2 separate regions of the Homo sapiens genome follow, and region 1 is linked to region 2. Evidence: read pairs that join two places in POLR2A ChIA-PET (ENCODE). Cell type or tissue: OCI-LY7. All regions are shown on one strand.

Region 1 (2,500 bases), 140 kb before region 2:
CCGGGCTGGTCTCGAACTCCTGACCTCAGGTGATGCGCCCGCCTCGGTCTCCCAAAGTTTTGGGATTACAGGCGTGTGCCACCGCACTTGGCTCAGTGAAATAAGCCAGTCAAAAAAGGAAAATGCTGTCTGATTCCACTCAGAGGAGGTCCCTAGAGCCATCACATTCATAGGGACAGAAAGTAGAATGGTGGGTGCCAGGAGTTGGGGAGGGGATGGAGAGTGAGTGTTTCATGGGGACAGAGCTTCAGTTTGGGAAGATAAAAGAGTTCTGGGGCCGGGCGCAGTGGCTCATGCCTGTATTCCCAGCACTTTGGGAGGCTGAGGTGGGAGGATCACTTGAGGTCAGGAGTTCGAGACCAGCCTGGCCAACATGGTGAAACCCAGTCAGTCTCTACTGAAAATACAAAAATTAGCTGGGCGTGGTAGGACGGGCACCTGTAATCCCAGCTACTGAGGGGGCTGAGGCAGGAGAATTGCTTGAACCTGGTAGGTGGAGGTTGCAGTGAACCGAGATCGCACCACTGCACTCCAGCCCGTGCGACGAGTGAGACTCTGTCTCAAAAAGAATAAAAAAAAAAAAAAAAGTTCTGGAGATGGTGGTTGTGATGTTGTACAACAGTGTGAATTTGCTAATGGCACAGAACTGTGCACTTAATAAGGTTTGAGAAGGTAAATTTTATGTTACATGTTTTTTACTGCAGTTTATGTATATATATAAAACAAGTTATATATATACATAAAACAAGTTATATATAGATATATAGATATAAAACAACAAAAGTCCGGGCGCTGTAGCTCATGCCTGTAATCCCAGAACTTTGGGAGACCAAGGCAGGCAGATAGCTTGAGCCCAGGAGTTCAAGACCAGCATGGGCAAACATTTTTTTGTTTGAGGCGGACTCTCACTCTGTCGCTCAGGCTGGAGTGCAGTGGTGCAACCTCGGCTCACTACAACCTCCGCCTCCTGCATTCAAGCGATTCTCCTGCCTCAGCCTCCTGAGCAGCTGGGACTACAGACGCGCGCCACCAAGCCTGGTTAATTTTTTGTATTTTTAGTAGAGACGGGGTTTCACTGTGTTGGCCAGGATGGTCTCGATCTCCTGACCTCGTGATCCTCCCGCCTCGACCTCCCAAAGTGCTGGGATTACAGCTGTGAACCATCCTGCCAGGCCTAAAAATGGCTTTTACATATTTAAATACTTGAGAAGAAAAATAAAAATAAAAAGGGAAATCATTTTCATGACACAAAACAGTTATATGAAATTCCAATTTTTGTGTCCATAAATAACATTTTCTGGGCCCACAGCCACGTGTATTGGTTTGCGTTCTGTGCGTGGTTGTGTTCACCCAACAGCCATGTTGAGAAACTGCACCAGAGACCGTATGGCCCACAGTGTCCGAAATACTTACTTTTTTTTAGAGATAGGGTCTCTTGCTCTGTTGCCCAGATTGAAGTGTGGTGGTGTGATCACAGCTCACTACAGTCTCCAACTCCTGGGCCCAAGCGATCCTCCTTCCTCAGCCTCCTGATTAGCTGAGACTACAGGAGTATGCCACCATGCCCAAGCCCACTCTGGTATATGACAGAGAAAACTTGCCACTGCCTTCTCTATACTGTACAGTTATCCTAATATGGTCTTTCAGTATCCACCACAGAGGGTTGGGGAAAAAAAAAAACCCTCACCAGGACGAGGTGGCTCACGCCTGTAATCCCAGCACTTCAGGAGGCGGGCAGATCACTCGAGGTCAGGAGTTCGAGGCCAGCCTGGCCAACATGGTGAAACCCCATCTCTACTAAAAATACAAAAATTAGCCCAGCAAGGTGGCATTCAGCTGTAATCCCAGCTACTCAGGAGGCTGAGGCAGAAGAATCGCTTGAACCTGGGAGCCGGAGGTTGTGGTGAGCCAAGATCATGCCACTGCACTCCAGCCTGAGCGACAGAGCAAGACTCTGTTTCGAAATAACAACAACAAACCTCAAGACAGAAGCAGGCATCTAAGGAAAAGAATTCATGTATTTCAGAATTCGCTTTTTTTTTTTTTTTTTTTTTTGAGACAGAGTCTCACTCTGTCACCCAGGCTGGAGTGCAATGGTGTGATCCCGGCTCACTGCAACCTCCACCTCCTGGGTTCAAGCGATTCTCCTGCCTCAGCCTCCTGAGTAGCTGGGATCACAGGTGCCTGCCACCACACCCGGCTAATTTTTTGTAGTTTTAGTAGAGATGGGGTTTCACCGTATTAGCCAGGATGGTCTCAATCTCCTGCCCTCGTGATCTGCCTGCCTCAGCTTCCCAAAGTGCTGGGATTACAGGCGTGATCCACCGCGCCCAGCATCGCTTCATTTTTTAATTTTTTTTCATGGGGTGGGTCACGCCTGTAATCCCAGCACTTTGGGAGGCCGAGGTGGGCGGATCATGAGGTCAGGAGTTCAACACCAGCCTGGCCAACATAGTGAAACCCCATCTCTACTAAACATACAAAAAATTACCCGGGCTTG
Region 2 (2,500 bases):
AATACAGACAGCTTCAATGGCCCCTCCGTACATGCCACCCTCTAAGCACTTGGTCTTTCTGGTAACCAGCCCCATCCTGGGCTATCTAGGAGCCCCATCCTAAATCACCTCATAAGCATAAACTCAGCTGTGATCAAAAGGGGCTCATTATGAATTTTAAAAGACACACCTATCACTCCTATGACATGTGGCGCAAAGACCAAATATATTCCATATCATACCTCAGAGGGCAAGTGGGTGCGGCCACAGGTGGGGCATAGGGGAGAAGTCACAGGCCTTGAGGGCCACAGTAAAGGGGTTCCAGGAGCATCCAGTGCAGTGGGGAGCTGCTAGAATGTTCCAGGCACGGGAGTGGCACGGTCTGATAATGACTTTAATTTCTCTGGACATGCTGATGGAATGGATGTGCAAGTGAGGGCAAGAGATGAGGCAAGGGTGAACACCAGGGTCTCGGCTGGGACGTGCTGTTAGAAACATAAAAAGGGGGCCAGGTGCAGTGGCTCATGCCTGTAATCCCAGCACTTCGGGAGGCTGAGGCAGGTGGATCACCTGAGGTCAGGAGTTTGAGACCAGCCTGACCAACACGGAGAAACCCCGTCTCTACTAAAAATACAAAATTAGCCAGGTGTGGTGGTGCATGCCTGTAATCCCAGCTACTCGGGAGGCTGAGGCAGGAGAATCGCTTGAACCCAGGAGGCGGAGGTTTCAGTGAGCCGAGACCCCGCCATTGCACTCCAGCCTGGGCAACAAGAGACAAACTCTGTCTCAAAAAAAGAAAAAAAAAAGAAAGAAATATAAAAAGGCGCCAGGCGTGGTGGCTCACGCCCATAATCCCAGCACTTTGGGAGGCTGAAGTAGGCAGATCCTTTGAGCCAAGGGGTTCAAGACCAGCCTGGGAGATAACATCAAGACCTCCACTTCTAAGAAAGTAAAACCTAAAACATAAATTTTTAAATAAACATAACAAGGCCCCCCTTCCTCGAGGCTGACCAAGCCCTAGAGCAAGGCTTGGCAAAGACAGGCAGGGCCGGGGTTCAGCCCCTGGTTCTTGAGGTAGAGGGTGGAGGCCAGGGAGATTCTGAGAGGAAAACGGAATTCTGAGTTCAAAGAGGTTAAGCCATGCAGAACAGAATCCCGCCTCAAGTCTCTTTGACTCCAGGGCCTGAGTAACTGATTCAGGCCGAGGATCAAAAGGAATAGGATGAGAACCTTGAAGGTCGAGGAAGGGCAGAGTCAAGAGGAAGGGCAAGTAAAGAGCCACTCCCACAGGCACCCAGGAGATGCCTCCAGGAGGCAGGCAAGGCCTTCAGGTGCCCAGCCAGTCCAGGCTGTGCCAGAATCACATTTGATCATCACAGGGGCAGTTTCAGCTCCCTGGGCACAATGAGACATCCACTATGCCCCTTTACTGGGACTTTCGGAGCAAGATGGGTCGCACACAGCAGACCCTCCCCCTCAAGTCTCCCACTGGAACAGGTGAGCAGCAACTGTCACATCAGCCACCTGCTTCCTGAGCCACTGGGGCGTGACTTGCCAGTGGCAAAGAGAAAACTTAAAAAACTCCCAAGAGCTAGCACAGTGGATCACGCCTGTAATCACAGCTAGTCAGGAAGTGGAGGCTGGAGGATCACTTGAGTCCAGGAGTTAAAGACCAGCCTAAGTAACACAGCGAGTCTCCGTCTCTAAAAAAATAAAAAGTGGAAAGAAAAAAAAAACACCTCCTCAAAGAACCATTTTAAAGTCGATCACTATTAAAAACGGGGCCCGTGCTACTCTATCACACTCACAGCTGGCTGCACACAGAGCAAAACGGTTCACAGTGACAAGTGTCCACATACATAAATGAAGCTATGCCCCTTTAGGGAGGTAACAGAGTCCCCAAAAGCAAAGCTCTGGAAACCAGTCTGGGACTTAAAAAAACATTTGAGGCCAGGAGTGGTGGCTCATGCCTGTAATCTCAGCAGTTTGGAAGGCCAAGGCAGGCGGATCACCTGAGGTCAGAAGTTTGAGACCAGCCTGACCAACACGGAGAAACCCCGTCTCTACTAAAAATACAAAATTACTGGCCGGGCGCAGTGGCTCACGCCTGTAATCCCAGCACTTTGGGAGGCTGAGGCGGGCGGATCATGAGGTCAGGAGATCAAGACCATCCTGGCTAACATGGTGAAACCCCCGCAGGGCATGGTGGTGGGCGCCTGTAGTCTCAGCTACTCGGGAGGCTGAGGCAGGAGAATGGCATGAACCCGGGAGGCGGAGATTGCAGTGAGCCAAGATCGTGCCATTGCACTCCAGCCTGGGCAACTAAGCAAGACTCCGTCTCAAAAAAATAAATAAATAAATAAAAATTAAAAAAAAATACAAAATTAGCCGGGCATGGTGGCGCACGCCTGTAATCCCAGCTACTCAGGAGGCTGAGGTAGGAGAATTGCTTGAACCTGGAAGGCAGAGGTTGCAGTGAGCCGAGATCACACCGCTGCACTCCAGCCTGGGAGAAAAGAGT

What was found. Peaks named below come from ENCODE experiments on the same cell type or tissue, not always from the same donor. Only the 100,000 strongest peaks of a DNase experiment are listed, where the experiment ranks them.
Region 1: POLR2A ChIA-PET joins it to region 2 with 6 read pairs; 11 of 35 experiments call an interaction of 5 or more read pairs at or near these places.

Annotation. Positions count from the first base shown.
Region 1 is chr19:11,107,776-11,110,275 of GRCh38, reverse strand. All of the region lies in intron 6 of LDLR (low density lipoprotein receptor), which reads right to left. Among named protein-coding and RNA genes, the nearest start is that of MIR6886, 4.4 kb to the left of the region's middle. In OCI-LY7, no CTCF peak of the experiment used is centred here; no DNase peak of the experiment used is centred here.
Region 2 is chr19:10,967,715-10,970,214 of GRCh38, reverse strand. The region is part of intron 1 of SMARCA4 (SWI/SNF related BAF chromatin remodeling complex subunit ATPase 4); the gene reads right to left. Among named protein-coding and RNA genes, the nearest start is that of SMARCA4, 7.9 kb to the right of the region's middle. In OCI-LY7, no CTCF peak of the experiment used is centred here; DNase peaks (open chromatin) are centred at 214, 384 and 1,514; H3K4me3 peaks cover 2,310 bases; H3K27ac peaks cover 2,500 bases.